Regions from separate parts of the Mus musculus genome. Here region 2 is linked to region 1. The links are chromatin loops, found by intact Hi-C in ENCODE. Cell type or tissue: heart. All regions are shown on one strand. Links, peaks and the distances in the headings refer to the core of each region. The heading gives the core; the rest is flanking DNA.

Region 1 (8,283 bases), core at 1-8,000:
TGGTGGTCGCCTTTCAAGAATGTGAGAGGATGAACATCCTCACCAATGAGATGCGGCGCTCACTGAAGGAGCTGAACCTGGGACTGAAGGTAAAGCTGCAGTGCCTGGCACGGGCATGGGCATGGGCATGGGCAATAGGCTGGTCTGCAGAGGGCCTGCCACACAGGTCTCCAGTCTGGCTTTTGGAGACTGGTATGTGACTGGCTGACCCTTATCAGAGCCCTTCCCTCCCTGGTCTCCAGTCCTGTGACCTCCAGTACAGGCCACAGAGGTTAGCTACTGCTTGTCCGTGGTCTTGGGAGGTGGGCTCTCCCCCATGCTAACCACACCCATCCTCCAAAATGTGACTGTGTCCCTTAGGGTGAGCTGACCATCACAACCGACATGGAAGACTTGTCCACTGCTCTGTTCTATGACACTGTGCCTGACACCTGGGTGGCCCGGGCCTACCCCTCCATGATGGGCCTGGCAGCTTGGTATGCCGATCTGCTGCAACGTATCAGGGTAAGTCACGGGACCCTGGAACCTCCAGCAGCCTACGTGCCATGGCCCCAGGGTCCCTACCAACCACCACTGCTGAAGCGGGTGGGAAGGCCGGGCCCAGCCCCCAGCCCCTGATGTCTGATCAGGCAGGCAGGCGTGACTTCCCAAGGAGAGAGAAGGCATCAGACAAGTGAGCACAGAAAGCCCAGGGGAGCCCCTGGGAGTCCCTTCTCTATACAGCAAAGACAGGAGCACGAGCGGCTTCTGGGCCAGGCTCCCCTCAGCAGCTCACGTTTTCTTCCAGGAGCTTGAATCCTGGACCACAGACTTCGCCCTGCCCACCACTGTGTGGCTAGCTGGCTTCTTCAACCCACAGTCCTTTCTCACTGCTATTATGCAGTCCATGGCCAGGAAAAATGAGTGGCCCCTGGATAAGATGTGTCTGTCTGTGGAAGTGACCAAGAAGAATCGGGAGGACATGACCGCTCCTCCCCGAGAGGGCTCCTACGTGTACGGGCTCTTCATGGAAGGTAACTTGTCTGTCCAAGAAGCCTCCAGAATCACGTCCACTCAGCTGTAAATGAGACAGGGCGGGCACAGTCCCGGGCAGGGGTGGGCTTGGAGCCACACTGAGCCCTAGAGGGGACTGAGGTGTGGAGGCCTGGAGGATTGCTAGGATTTCATGGGCAGTAGGAAGATCCCATCTCAGAAATAGAGACAACACTCATTCCAGCCAGCTCTAGCCCAGACAGGAGCATCTGTGTGCAGAAAACTTAAACCACTCAGTCGTGATGAGGAATGCGGCCTCTAACCTCAAACTGGAGCTTTGCTGAGTCTGGGGCTCAGGGCATGTGGGCTGATCCCCAGCTAGTGGTGGGGGGGTCACCTCTGCCAGCATTCCTACTGAGGTTCCCCTAAGTAAAGGCTTCAAGGAGGAAGACTGTCCAGGCCACCCACCAAGCCAGGACAGCAGGAGGGAGATCACTAGGGCACCCATTAGAATCTACTCTGCAGCCAGAAGGCTGTTTTCTTGGAATCACAGTTCCATCAATGCTGTGTCAGGACCAGGCCACCCAAGGGTCACGCACCCACATCACTTGAGCAACACAACAGCCATTCTCCATGTTTATTGTGATTCCAATGCCACGCAGGACACAAACACCATTGGCTAGGATAAGAGACAACAGCAGTCTGGCTAAGGGCAGATAGTGTTTATATGTGCATCTATATATAACTTATTCCCTATGTACACAGAGAGTAGACATTACACAGGAGGGATCAGGAAGGAACATTGCTGGGATCTGAGCTGCGGTCAGTTTTCTCTGCCACTGACATTGAGAAGGCTGAGATGAAGCTCTGAGAAGATGCAGCCTCAGAGCCATTACGGCATGCAGAGTCACCTCGGAGTCCTTGGTTCACACTCCTCCATGTTTGGCACTCTCAGACCCTGGCACCTGGCCTGAACGCTTCATGGCTCCCAGTCACTGGCCTGTCTCTGAAAAGAGTGGGGAGGTTGGAGGCCAGGCCTCTCTCCCTACCGTGCCTCCCTTTTTCACGGTCAGCATCCAAACAGTGGGTTCTGCCTCCCCTAGGGCACCCAGACCCTCAGCTCCATTGTCCCCACAGGAGCTCGCTGGGACACCCAGACCGGAGTCATTGCTGAAGCCCGGTTGAAGGATCTGACCCCAGTCATGCCCGTCATCTTCATCAAGGCCATTCCTGTGGACCGAATGGAGACCAAGAACATCTATGAATGCCCCGTATACAAGACGCGTATCCGAGGACCCACCTATGTCTGGACTTTTAACCTGAAGACCAAAGAGAAGGCAGCCAAGTGGATCCTGGCAGCTGTGGCGCTGCTCCTGCAGGTGTAGCCCTACCTACAGTGTGACTAGGCCGGTACCGATCCTGCCTGGTTCTAACCAGAAAACAGACACATTTTACCACTTTTGACTTCTTACAAACCCAGTGCTCCTGGGCTATGGAGCAGGCGTGGGGGTGTCAGGGGCGGGGTGTATGTGTACAGATTAAAATGCTTGCAATCATTGTGCCCGTCTGATGCACTCAGTTCCCAATGCCACACACAGCAGTGAAGCCTGATTCCCAGCAGCTAAGGAGCCAGCATCCTGGGAAACAAACCCTGAATCTGACTTTCAGGAGCCCAGGAACTTGGCTCGCGCAAGCAGGAGGTGGGGTCAGGGTACAGCACACAAAGTGCCACAGCCAGGGCATCAGGTGCTCCCTGCACACAGCAGCATCTACACTGAGCTCAAGAATAAACAAGAGCCTGCAGTAATCCCCATGCCTGCCTTCCCAACTGCTGTCCCAGAACTGAAAAAGCCAGCCGTGACAGACAGGTGCCATGCAGCCACCCTTCCCACAGAGTAAGGACAGCAGGAGCTGTCACCACATGCTGTGCTCTGGGGTCCCGGGTTTCTCCTGCCTGCAGTAGGGCAGCAGCAGTACAGACTAGGGCCCTCCCCACCTCGTACTTGTGCCGGTCCCACCCCACCTAGTCACACACACCCTGCAAATGCTCCAGACCCAGCTGTGGGGTGGCTGTGTGGACCTTGGTTCTCCACCTAACATGCACACAGGCATGCACAGACACCCCTCGGAGACACAGCAGACTGCAACCCCTTTCAACAGCCCTCCCTCTTCAGTAGGTACCCGCCCCTAGTGATGATGGGCAGACAGGTGGGCTGAGGCCCCGCTGACTGACTGAATCTATCAGAACCATCAGCAGGAAAGAGAAAAAAGCCAAGCCTCAGAGACAGACAGTACTGATGCCAAGCTAACACACAGCAAGGCACCCAGGCTACAAACAGGCGGCAGGACATTGGGAGATAGGCAAGAGGACACCAGGGGTGATGGGAAACAGCCAGCAAAGCCTCTAGCTCCAGTAAGGGGGGGGGGGGGCTCCCTGTAGGGCAGGATATCACTTTCTGGGTTTCTAAGCCTTCAAAGTTGCAAAGCAAAGCTCAGCTCCTTGGGCACTGCCCCACCCCAGCCTGTCTGATCTGGGACCAGGCGCCTGAAGGACAGTCACCTAAGGGAAGAGGCCCTGGTATCTGAGCCCCAACCAGGGACAGAGGGACTCTAACCTCCTTGGGGAACCCTAGCTGCTGTGCACTGCCTCTGCTGGCCAGGAGGGGTCACTGTAGCTCCCTCATGTGGCACAGCCAGCAGGCTCCAGGCAACTTGTTCCAATCCTTGGTAATAACACAAAGTGAATTTTTCTAATTTTGCCTTTGAAGCCTAAAATAAAGCAGTAATTTATTCCACACATACAAATTGTGAGTTGACAAAATTATCTCCAAACTTTCCAAAGGCCAAGCTACCTGCAGGTATCTGGAACAAAGTGCTGGATTCAGACTAAAGAGCCCGGACTGCAGAGAGGAGGAGTCCCAAAAGGCCTGAGAGTCACCAGGGGCACAGAGCAGAGGAGGGTCACTCTGCCCAGTGCTGCTCATTCGAATGCCAGTGCCCTATACGCCCAGCCCCCTGCAGTTCCTGTGCTGGTATCAGTTATGCCTGGGTCGCACACAATGCTGAGCGCTGCTGCCCAGGACAGCACTGCCCCACCTTGTAACTCCAAGCAGCAGCCGTCCTGGCTATGTCTGGGTGTTTCTGACTCTGCAGGGCCCCCTGCTACAGCCAGTCACTGGTGGCAAGGCCAGCCAGCCACAGCTTGTTGATCTCAACAGAGGCAGCATCACTGCTGTGGGGTCCCTATGGTTGTTCCCTGCACAGCAGGCTGTGCTGTAGCGAAACTCAAGTTTCCAGCCTCCCAGACACCCTGGAGAGGAATGGACAAGAGAGCAGGCTTCTCAAAGTGCACTGGAGGGGACCTGCTGTGAGGAGGGACACAACATTTGAACCGGCTTATCTATCATAAGCTGGAACCTAACTAGATGGTGGTAGTGCACGCCTTTAACCCCAGCACTCGGGAGGCAGAGGCAGGCAGATCTCTGAGTTCGAGGCCAGCCTGGTCTACAGAGTGAGTTCCAGGACAGCCAGGGCTACACAGAGAAACCCTGTCTCGAAACCATCCCCCACCCCCAAAAAGCAACAGCAATAGTAACTTCAGATCTCATGTCAAACCAAGAACACTACAATGAGCCGGGTTCAGTGGTACATGCAAGTGGTCCTAACACTTGAGGGATCGAGGCAGGAGGATTGCCATGAACTTGAGGCCAGCCCAGTCTTATTTCTCCAGGCTTACGCACATTGTCTGGTTAGGAATTCATCTGTATAGAGTGTGATGGAAACGGTAGGCACTGGGTTTAGAGACATATGGACATGTGTCACCAGCCTGGCAGAGTGGCTGCTGGAGGGAGGCTGGCCCTCAGGTACATCTCATTCTACTTTCGTATAATATTTAAGAATGACTGAAAAATAACTAAAATAGTGATTAAAGGTTATTTTGTTTTTCCAGACAGGGTTTCTCTGTATAGTCCTGGCTGTGTTAGAACTCATACTGGAGACCACACTGGCCTTGAATTCACAGACATCCTCCTGCCTCTGCCTCCTGAGTGTCGTGATGTATAATCACTGTCCCTGACTGATAAAAGATTTTTTTATTTTAAATGGAAGTATTGCTAGGCCTGGTGGTCCATGCCTTTAATCCTAGCACTTGAGAGGCAGAGACAGGTAAATTTCTGTGAGCTCCATGCCAGCCAGGGCTAACGAGACCTTGTCTCCAAGTAAATACAGTAAAAATGAAGGCATGAGAAAGAAAGGCAGGAGCAGAGAAGCAAAGGTCCCCAGGCAAACCCCTCTACCCTCCAGGATGCATCGGGTCCTGAGAGCCCATGGCTTGCGCATGGTAGCCAGCTCTGCACAGCAAAGCAGCTCAAGTAAGGCCATGCTCCCACCTGTCCAACCACATCCCCTACTGCCCAGGCTACTACATGAGCAATGGGAGCATCAAGCTGCCTCCCTGCTATCACAGTAACCTGCTGCGGATCAGGGAAGACAGGCTGTCTGTCATGCTTTGTCCCATCCCATCACCTGTGTGCCCGAGCACACACCACACGCAAGCTTAGCTCTCTAGAACAGCTCCTCCATCTTTAAGCACTGTCTGTCACAGGGCCACACCACACTGCCTAGAGCAGGGAATGGAAGAAGCCCCGCTATGGCCCTTGCCCCAGAACCCTGTGCAGGGAGAGCAGGAGGAGATAGGTGAAGCTGGCCTCACCACAGGTGGTCCCAGCCCAGGACGGGAGGAGGGAGGAGCAAAGTCCAGCGCTTACTTTAAAACTGCCATCCAAAACCACTCAATATTGCTGTATCAAATAAAGGGAGCAGTGGACAGACAGACAAGGCTGCACGCTCCCTCAAGGATCCCGTCAGGACACTCCTGGCCTACTTTGAATTCCCAGCACCTGCCTGTTCTCAGAAGAAGTTCTTGATTAGCGGGGTCACCATCTTCACCCACAGCTTGACCTGCCGCCCTGGCTGCTCAAAGGTTGCGGAGGTCACCACACCAGACCGCAGGTAGAGCTGCTCTTGCTCCTGAGGAGAGAAAGGACAGTCAGGCACTAGATGTGGGTCACTCTGTGGTTCCTAGACACCTGGTACAGCAGAGCTAGCTGTCTGTCCACAAGACCGGCCAGAGGCGCCAGCCACACAGCCTCCTGAGGACCCCAGCCAAGAGGCTCTGCCTCTGTATATCGCTGATTTAGCTCAACAGTTAGAGCTGGTGGGAAAACTATTTTAGATGTTTACCCCTCGTGAAATAAATTAGTGTGAGTTAAGTAAGATAAGAAACAGGGGTCTGGGGTAGGTGTCAATCAGTAGTAGCAGTATTCCTAGCTCATCATGTGTAACATAGAAAAGAAATGTCTAACACATGGCAGGTTCCCTTCCACCAACTGCAGGTCACTGTGCAGTATCAGCCACCACTGCTGAAGGGAAGTGACACTCGCCAGAGGTTGTCCCAAGAAAGCAACTATGATCTCACCCCCACAGTAAGATCTTTACAGACACTTGTGCAGCCACATTTACAGTGGAGAAAGGCTGGAAACCACCTAAATATCCAGTATTCACTTATAAATTAACCCAGATGACACACCAGTGTCAGGACTGACGTTAAGAGGAAAGTAAAGAAAAGTAACAGAAACCAGACATAGACACACAACATACAGCTGAACGCATGCCCACCAGACACCACAGAAACCAGACATGAGACACACAACATAAACATATAGCTGGTCCCAGAGAACACATGACCGCCAGACATCAAACCCTTCAGACACTCAAGCCCTGAATCCAACAGCGGCGTGTACATGCTCACACAGGCACGCTTTTATCCCGTTTCAGCGTTGGCAATTGGGCCTAGAGCCTCGTGCCTGCTAGGTGAGCAGGGTGCTCCACCACCCAGCTACAGCTCCAGTTGCCCACTTTTTAAAAAACTCTAAGATAGGATCTTACTAAATTACCTAGGCTAACCTTGAACTTACAGTCCTTCTGTGTCAGCTTCCAGAGCTGCTGAGATTGCAGCCCTGAACCACCCGGCCTGCCTCTCACATAGACATTTTATGTGTATCTGCAAATAGATGAGTGTATACATGCAGTTCCCACAGAGGCCAGAAGAGGGCATCATATTCCCTGGAGCTGAAGTTACAGGCAGTTGTGAGCCTCCCAATGGGCGCTGGGTCCTCAACAAGAGCTGGATAGACTCTGATCTCCAGCCAGGTCTCAAGACTTTTCAACACCATGTTATTTAAAATATCTAACACAACTGTAAGTATAAGATGTAATATCATCAATGTCATGTATCGTATGACGTTCTACTGCACTCTTCAGAGAAACAAGACAAAGCCTGAGCATATCCAAGTCAGAGCAAACCTCCTTACGCATTTCCCATCCACAGTGGTTGGCTCCTTGGACTTGGTACATACAGGAGTGGAAGGCTGAGAGTCGGAATGAAGACAGAGTGATCCAAGTGAGTCCCATGAAGACACAGTTTCTTCTGTCCCAAGCAATGTTTAAACTTTTACCTTTAAAACCAAGTTTTAAAAGATACATGCAGACTGATTGGTAAAGGCACTGCCTCCAAGCCTGACAATTCCTACGGTAGGAGAGAAGTGACTCCTTTAACTTGTCCACACCATGTTGTGGCACCAGTGTGTGTGAGTGTGTGCGTGCGTGCGCGCGTACGTAAGTGTGTGTGTGTGTGTGTGTGTGTGTGTGTGTGTGTGTGTACAGAAGGGATGGTAATAAAAGAAAACTAACATATACATGTTTGTCTCCAATCATATTAGGTTTGTGGAGCTGGGTCTGTGGAGACTTCTGCAAACCAGCCCCTCCCCCAGACCAGAGCTGGCTCCTCCACGGACCACAGCCCATAAAACCGGACAGCAGTATTCATGGTGTACTGGCTGGTTTTGTGTGTCAACTTGACACAAGCTGGAGTTATCACAGAGAAAGGAGCCTCCCTCGAGGAAATGCCTCCATGAGATCCAGCTGTAAAGCATTTTCTCAATTAGTGATCAAGGTGAGAGGGCCTACTGGGCTGGAGGTCCTGGGTTCTATAAGAGAGTAGGCTGAGCAAGCCAGGGGAAGCAAGCCAGTAAGCAGCATCCCTCCATGGCCTCTGCATCAGCTCCTGCTTCCTGACCTATTTGAGTTCCAGTCCTGACTTCCTTTGGTGATGAACAGCCATGTGGAAGTGTAAGCTGAATAAACCCTTTCCTCTTGAATCAACTTGCTTCTTGATTATGATGTTTGTGCAGGAACAGAAACCCTAAGACACAAGGCATGTGGGAACTGTCACAATGGGGAAGCCAGCTGTGG
Region 2 (8,324 bases), core at 75-8,074, 110 kb after region 1:
CACCCAGCTCATTCCAGCCCAGGGAGAGGCTCCACGTCCCAGGGTCCGAGGCAAAACGTAACCATCCTTGAAGCCCAGGAACAAAACCAGAGCAGGCAGGTTACTCATAGCCCCAGTCAAACACTGCTGTACAGACAGCTTCTAAGGCTCCATCACACAACCCCATGCCGCCCCCCCCCGCCCACCCATGGGCTATAGCCGGGAGTCTCTTGCTAGCAGGGTTCTGAGCCTGCCTTAATCTCTCCTGCCCTTGGTAGACTCAGAGAGGCTGGCTCCCCTCCCTATGGCATCAACAGCTTAGTACCATCTTGCCAGCCCTCCCTGCTCGCAGCCAACCCTGTGTCCCCAATCCTGACTGCCCCCCACCCCTGAGCCCTGGTTTGCTTGCTATTGATGTAGTTATAGGCGTTCTAACCAAAAGCAACTGGTGGGGGGAGGGTTTATTTATTTATTTATTTATTTATCTTTCTGGTCTCGAAGTCCTTCACCAAGGGAAGCCAGGGCAGAAACTCTAGACAGGAACCTAGAGGCAGGAACAGAAGCAGAGGCCATGGAGGAGTGCTGTGTATTGGCTTGCTCTCCATGACTTGTTCATCTTGCTTATGTAAGGAATTACAGCTCCCAGGCCCACCTGTCCAGGGGTGGCGTTGCCCTCAGGAAGATGCTCAGCCTGATGTAGGCAGCCCCTCAGCTGAGGGCGCCTTTCCCCATATGATCCTATTTTGCGCAAGCCGATTAAGAACCAGGTTACTGCATGGCTCTCTTAGGCTCTGCCCCAAGGTCACCTTGTCAGAGAGGCCTGGGTGGGCCACAGGAAACAGGCTCTCAACACTGGATTATTCCCATCCTGTTGTGACGTGAGAATGTTTTCTTTCTCTCCCTTCCCCAAAGATCATAGACAAGATCTATCTTAGCCACCTTGCCGTCCCTGACAGGATTGACTGAACTCTCAAACTGTGAGCCAGCAGACCCCTCTTCCTGTAAGATGCTTCTAATGGGTCTTTGGTCGGAGTGGTAGAGAATAACGAATACAGTATATTCGGGTACCTCGCCACAGGAGAACTCTCTGGAAGGTAGAATAGTCACATGGTGCCCTGTGTGGGTATAGAAGCTTGGAGGCTGGAGGTTAGGGGAGAAGGCTCTACTTTCCACATTGCCCCTATCTGTAGGGCTTATGTTGAGCAATAAGGTTGGAGAGGTGGCTTGGTGGCTAGAAGTGCTGGCTATGCCTCCAGAGGACTTAGGTTCAATTCTTAGCACCCACATAGTGTGGCTCACAACCATCTCTATCTTCAGTCCCAGGGGATCTGGCGCCCTCTTCTGACATGTACAGGTACTGCATGCAAGTGATGCATATGCATGCTTCCAGGCAAAACATCCACACACATAAAGTAATTTAAAAAATGAAGGCATAAGCTGGGCTGGAGAGATGGCTCATCAGTTAAGAGCACTAACTGCTCTTCCAAAGGTCCTGAGTTCAAATCCCAGCAACCACATGGTGGCTCAGAACCACCCATAATGAGATCTGAAGCCCTCTTCTGCTGCATCTGAAGACTGCTACATTGTACTTAGATATAATAATAAACAAATCTTTAAAAAAAAAAAGAGCACTTGCTGCTCCTGCAGAGCACCTGGGTCAGTGACCAGCTCCCCCATCAGGCAGCTCTCTCCCACCTGCCTGTAACTCCAGCTCCAGGGCATCAGATACCTTCTTCTGGTTTCTGTGAGCACACACATAAAAATAAATCTTAGGGGGTTTGTTTGTTTGTTTGTTTGTTTGTTTGTTTTGGATCTTTTGAGACAGGGCTTGTCTGTGTAGCCCTGCCTGTCCTGGAACTCATCCTGGTCTGCCCTGCTCAGAGCTCAGAGTTTGCTGGCTACTGGAGAACAGGCACTAAGCCTTGGCTTTTGTTATTGTTGTTGAGTCAATCTTAAAAAAAAAAAAAAAAAAAAAAAAAAAGAGTAGACATTCGTAGTCACAGGACAAAGGTTCCTCTGATGGTGTCAGGCCAGGCTCATGTTGGGAGGAAGAAGCCTCATCAGGAAGTGGGTAAGTTCCAGGTGAGGTATCCCTTAAGTGTGGTGGAGGAGCACGTGAGGATTAGGGAGGAGTCTGAGCAAGGGAAGCCGAGCTGGCAGCCGCTGCAGTCATGACCCTTTGAAGTTCATCTGGACAAACCACAGTCCTGGGCGTGCTGTCTCCAGACTGCGTTAGATAAGGGGGCCCAGCCTGGCCAGCCTGCAGGCAGGAGGCTCACGCCCATGTACCTTCTGCAGCCGCCCATCACTGGCTTCGACGCCCTCGTCTGAGGGACGCTTCAGTGGACCCAAGTGGACCTCGAGGGGCCACAGCTAGGCTCTGGCTTCAGTTTCCCTGCTGGCTGGGACACTGCCTGTTCCCAGAACACTCTCTGCCCCAGAGGCCGTTCACCCTGGGTAGGGGCCCAGGATAAAAGATGCCACCCGAGCTATCCCTTTGATGGTGGCATCAGCTACTGCCAGGGTGAGCTGGTGATGGGGCGGGGATGGAGGTCACTTCTGCTCAGAGGCCTGTAGCCTTCTGCCCATGTTCGAGCCAAAGCCCAGCTAGGAGGCCTCAAGCCCCGGTTGCAGGGAGTCCTTCTAGTTGAGAGGCCCTGTGCTCAGCAGACCCTGGGCTGACTGGCCTGAAGAGCATGCTGAGAGGAGAACCCCACTCTTGTGACTGTGAATGGAGTAAGGGGAGCGGCCAGCCCAGGGGCTGAACGAGGACCACCATGTGTGCCCCTGCTGAGGGGCAGCTTAGGGCTAAGGCGGGATGCTAGGGGCAATGCCAGTCCCCTCGGCCTCCAAGTCTGTGCTTCTTCCTCCCTGAAGGCAGCCAGTTGTGCCTGATGCTACAGGGCCTGAGAAAAAGACAGGCTGGACATGGTGGCACACGCCTTTAATCCCAGCACTTGGGAGGCAGAGGCAGGCGGATTTCTGAGTTCGAGGCATGCTGGGCTACAGAGTGAGTTCCAGGACAGCCAGGGCTACACAGAGAAACCCTGTCTTGAAAAACAAACAAACAAAAAAGACAGAAGCACACGGGACTGCTGTGTGTGTGTGTGGCTGAGTGGACTGTGCAAACAGTGGGACCCTTAAAAAAAAAAAAGTAAGAATTTGATAGAACATTAAACGGGACATGAGGCGTGTCTGTGTTCATGGGCTCATGCATTCTTGGGTCACCAGTACCAGAAACCCATCCTGAAGTAAAGAAAAAGCACAAAGAAAGTACTGTATAGCCATGTGTAAACTCACAATACACATGCACAAAAGCTCTGAGGCCACCATGTGTAAACTCATAATACACACAAAGGCCCAGTGGCCACTATGTGTAAACTCATAATACACACAAAGGCCCTGTGGCCACCATGTGTAAATACACAATACACACAAAGGCCCTGTGGCCACCTGGCACTCACATGGCAGGTGGCGGAGTTGGACTCTAAAGGCAGACCTGCCAGGTCCTCCCTGAAGGGCCGGCCCATTAGACCTGACAGTCTGAGGAACTGCCCCTTCCTAAGAGGCAGGGTTTCTTGACACTGTGGTACCCAAGACCCAACTCCCTGTTACCCAAGTTTGAAGTCTGGTTCTGTCTAGTCATTCTCTGGGGCCCCATTTCTTTATCTGTATATTATTATCTCTATTTACTACTGAGTTATTTCTCATGACTCATACGCAACACGTAGAGTAGCCCAGCCACATAAATGGCCTGGGTGGTGCTCCCCAACCCCCTCCATGGTCTCACTGTGGGCCTCCGTTTGCTCTCCTGGGGTTACCTCCTGCACTGACTTACCTCCACCTAAAGAAAGCCAAACCACCCAGCAGTGAGTATAGATCTGGGGCCATCTTCCTTCCACATCCACGCTTCCAAGTGGAAGGAAACACAGCCTACAGCTCCGGCCTTTGCTGAGGGCCACTGCGCTGCAAAGGGCTCCCTCTAGCGGTGCGAAGCTGCTCCCCTGGGCCCTAGCTCACCCTGGGGAGGAAGTGGGAAGCAGCTGGAATCCAGCTCTTTCTCCCCTGGGCGGTGTGGCAGGGTCTTAAGGCTCTCAGCTTCTGGCCCGTGTGTGGAGACGCCTGTAGACTCGCCTTTGTCTTTTCAATCCTTTGAGCAGCAGACCTGGATCAATGCAGCAGCAAGAGTAGAGGCTCCAAGAAGAGAAGCTGCCAGTTCGCGGCTGTCTGCGGGGGAGGGGGAGAGAGGATGGGGGCGGGGGGCGGTTCCAGGCCTGCAGCACAGACCACCCACAGTTCGAGGCTCTTACAGATGGCAGAAAGGGGGGGCATGGAAACCTACAGCTTCCCCCCCCCCCCACACAGGGTTTCTCTGTATAGCCCTGGCTGTCCAGGAATTCACTTGTAGACCAGGTTGGCCTCGAACTCAGAAATCCGCCTGCCTCTGCCTCCCCAGTGCTGGGATTAAAGGCGTGCGCCACCAGCCTACAGCCTTGAAGTACAGACAGAGAGAAGAGGGTGGAGGAAGGGGTGCATGGGTAGGTACTTTGGGTGGGCGTGTCGGCTGCGGGGGTGGGAGGTGAGTGACCACTCTAGAGAACTCTGAAACACTTTTCCTCTTTGGGGTTTTGAGACAATGTCTTGTTGTGTGACCCTGCCTGGCCTAGAACTCACTACAGAGCTCAGCTTAGCCTTGAACTCCATGCAGTCCTCAAGGGCTTAAAGAATAGGTATGCCCTCCATTCTCTGCTCTCCCCAGCCACTTGGCTGACACGGAATTCACTCTGTAGAACAGGTTAGCCTGGAACAGTCTATGTAGACCAGGCTAGCCTCAAACTCATAGCAATACTGTGGCATCGACCTCCTGGTGCTGGGATTCCAGGCAGTGTACCACTCCTGACCCCAGGCCTGCTTTCCTCTTCCTTTGTTGCTTGCACTCACCCCTATGTCTCCCTGTGCCACCTGTGTCCCCCTGTACCCCCTATATAGCTGAGAATGACCTTGAACTTCTGACCCCACCCCACCCCCGACTTCCACTTCCTGGGTGGCAGGATTTCAGGCTTAAGCCACCGCTGCCACATTTATGTGATCCTAGGGGTGGAACCCAGGGCTCCATGCACACTAGGCAAGCATTCTGCCCGCTGAACTCCCAGCCTCCAAAACCTTTTAGGACATGTTTTCCCTGTGCAGCCCTGGCTGTCCTGGAACTCACTCTGCAAACCAGGCTGGCCTTGAACTCAGAGATGTACCTGCCTCCGGACTGTTGGGATTAAATTCATGTGCCACCACGCCAAACCCTTCTTAAGGACAGACTCCTAGGGCCCTTTGCAGCCCGCTGCTTGGGCTGGTCTGGAGGGGAGCCTAGGCACCTGCATTCATACAGACAGCGAGTGAGGCTGATACACAAAAGCCTCCTCAGCTCCTGTGACATCCATTGCCACCTAGGAGCATACAAGCCGGGCCCCAGGGCCTGGACCTTGAGTTATGAGGGCCAAGGATACCCCTGTTTATATGACACACACCTGGGATTCTGAGAGGGATACAGCATTGGGAAGGAGGAGCCCCAGGATCAACAGTGCAAGCAAGGAACAGGCACGGACCCTGGTGACCTCCACCAACCCCATGTATTCAGGAAAGGACACACCTGTCCTCGCCAGCTCTGAGCAAAGTCTGGATGGCACTCACTGTCACCCCCGCCCCTGCCACAGCAGCTGTGCACCCATGTAGCCCCCACACTCCCTGACCACTGGTGTCTGAATGACCCGTCCAGTCCATGGGATCCTCGTGAGCTGAGCCCAGGTCCTACCTATTTTGTGCTTTTCTCACTGGGATGAACACTGACCAGAAGGGACTGGGGAGGAAAGGGCCACTCTGGAGACGGAAGCCGTGTCCCGTACATGCTAGGTGACCGCTCTGTCACTGTCATATCCCAGCTCTCTTTTTGTTTGTTTTGAGATTAGCTCTCACTATGTAGCCCAGGCTGGCCTCAAACTCATGAATCAACTGCACCAACCTTTTGAACACTGCAGCTGTTTGTTGCTGGTGTTTTCAGACAGGGTCTCATGTAGCCCAGGCTGGCCTTGTACTCCTCCTGCCTGGACTTCGCATGTGCTGGGATTACAGGTGTACACTATCATGTCCAGGGTATGAAGTGTGATGGTCTAACCTAGCACTTCACAGCTGTGCTACACCCCAGTACTTGCTGTCTGTGAGGGCTCTGATCTCTTCTTTTTTTTTTTTTTTTTTTAAAGATTTATTTATTTATTATATGTAAGTGCACTGTCGCTGTCTTCAGACACTCCAGAAGAGGGAGTCAGATCTCATTACGGGTGGTTGTGAGCCACCATGTGGTTGCTGGGATTTGAACTCAGGACCTTCGGAAGAGCAGTCGGGTGCTCTTACCCGCTGAGCCATCTTTCCAGCCCTGATCTCTTCTTAGGACCTTGTGTAAACCCGGTTTCCTTCTTCTTGTCTTTGAATACCATCCCACTTGGTTAGAACCTCAACTGTGGGGGGGGGGGCATAGTTCTGTCTATAATCAGTGTCAGTAAAATTCTATTCTGGGGTTTGGGGGGGGACATAAACAATGCCCACCCTTCCTCCTAACAACAAATCCAGGCACAATTCCTCTAACATTCACTCGGGGGAACCAATGGCTTTATCAGACTTTCTTACGGAGCATGGGTGATTGATTGATTGATTGATTACAGGAGTGATTGTTGCCCTCGACCCTCTCAAAGGGCCACACCAGAAAATCTCTACCCAGCAGGGAAAACTTTCCCATCAATGGCTGAGTAGATAGAACCCTCCTCCCTAGTCTTCCCAGCCTCCATACCCTAACCCCTCTCCTAAGATCAGCAGGTGTTATGGAGAGACTGTCTGCTTAGGCGAGGGCCTCCTGACCCTTCCCGACTCTGTGAGCAAGCCCAGCCAGGATGGTCTTTTCGATCTGAACGCCCAAAGAGATACTGTGGAGTCAGAGGACAGACCTACCAAGAGGCCATGGCCAGCTGTGCCCAGCCCCAGGTCCTTTCTCATCCTCCGGAGTTAAGTTGCTACCTCCTGTCCTCCAGAGTCTCTAGCCTTGTGTGACTGGCAGCTGCTGCCCCGAGGTTGCCTCATGCCTCTCCCAAGAGTCCCTTGTCCCCCGTCCCGTTTCTCCTCAGGATGGGAGGCATCGCAAATGACCCCCAAGGAAGAGGCGGCATGGGATTGTGTCAGGTCTCCCCAGTCACCAGCTCTGCCAGGAAGTGGCTGCTGGACCCCCCAAACTGAGGACAGACCCAAGAGCCTGCTTATTGCCTTTCCTGTTGTTTGTGGTTTTGTTGTGATCCGGTTCACAATCCCTCGTGCATGGTCTGAGGGTTTCTTGTGCGTCTACAGAGTTGGGCAACCACCACTGCAGTCCAGGATAGAACATTCTTGTCACCCTAGAAAGAAGAAAGAAAAACACCTTTATCTACCACTCTCCAACCCCACATCCCAGCCCTGACAACCACCGGCCTGCTCTCTGTCTATGGAAATTTCCAGAAGTGTCCTGTTCAGCCCTGCATCTGTCACAGGTTGTATGAACCGGTTTTCTACAAGGCGACCTGACTCGGGTCCCCACTCTGCCCACCTCTCTCTCTGTCCTCTCGTTTTTGGGGGGAGGCCCATCTCAAGTGGTATGTAGGACCAGCCATTCTAGTCCAACAACTTGTAGGCCAGGGACCAGGTGGTGAGAGTCATCTCTGTGGATCTCAGACTGCTAGTGTTCTGTCATAATATGCCACGGCAAACTGAGGGAGCATACACAGTCCATGTGTGTCTCTTAGAGCTCCTACTTCTCAGCTTCTCCATCTTTATTTTACCTGCCTGGTGATGATGGTGGTGATGGTGATGATGGTGATGATGGTGGTAGTGATGGTGGTGGCGGCAGTAGTGGTGGCAGCAGCGGTAGCATTACAGTGGGTTGAACTGATTTGTTATCAGGACAGCCAGGGCTATACAGAGAAACCCTGTCTCGAAAAAACAAACAAATAAAAAAGATTTGTTACCTTGAACAGTGAAGGTAAAATCTTTTTTTTTTTTTTTTGTTTTTTTGTTTTTTCGAGACAGGGTTTCTCTGTATAGCCCTGGCTGTCCTGGAGCTCACTTTGTAGACCAGGCTGGCCTCGAACTCAGAAATCAGCCTGCCTCTGCCTCCCGAGTGCTGGGATTAAAGGCATGCGCCACCACACCCGGCTGAAGGTAAAATCTTATTTGACAAAAAAACTCTTTGCAGATATACTTAGGTTACAAACCTTTTTTCTCTTTGTTTTGTTTTTCAAGACAGTGTTTCTTTGTGTAATAGCTCTGGCTGTCTT

What was found. A loop is a pair of places that touch in the nucleus more often than their neighbours do. Peaks named below come from ENCODE experiments on the same cell type or tissue, not always from the same donor. Only the 100,000 strongest peaks of a DNase experiment are listed, where the experiment ranks them.
Region 2: it touches region 1 in a loop (5-fold over the local background); 22 of 42 quality-filtered maps call a loop at or near these places.

Annotation. Positions count from the first base shown.
Region 1 is chr11:118,017,324-118,025,606 of GRCm38, reverse strand. Pgs1 (phosphatidylglycerophosphate synthase 1) reads right to left here. Exons shown (of 10, transcript NM_133757.2): 9 at 5,875-6,000; 10 at 1,596-2,202. The coding sequence ends at 5,881. Dnah17 (dynein, axonemal, heavy chain 17) reads left to right here. Exons shown (of 81, transcript NM_001167746.1): 78 at 1-89; 79 at 361-504; 80 at 788-1,013; 81 at 2,110-3,884. The coding sequence ends at 2,357. Among named protein-coding and RNA genes, the nearest start is that of Mir6933, 19 kb to the right of the region's middle. In heart, for the core only: CTCF peaks have their summits at 3,625 (motif pointing right) and 7,078 (motif pointing right); a DNase peak (open chromatin) is centred at 3,604.
Region 2 is chr11:117,908,528-117,916,851 of GRCm38, reverse strand. It overlaps Gm11725 (a long non-coding RNA gene), which reads right to left. Exons shown (of 3, transcript XR_001780380.2): 3 at 6,343-7,409. Among named protein-coding and RNA genes, the nearest start is that of Tha1, 39 kb to the right of the region's middle. In heart, for the core only: CTCF peaks have their summits at 1,318 (motif pointing left) and 3,965 (motif pointing left); DNase peaks (open chromatin) are centred at 2,652, 3,961 and 4,459; H3K4me3 peaks cover 385 bases; H3K27ac peaks cover 2,227 bases.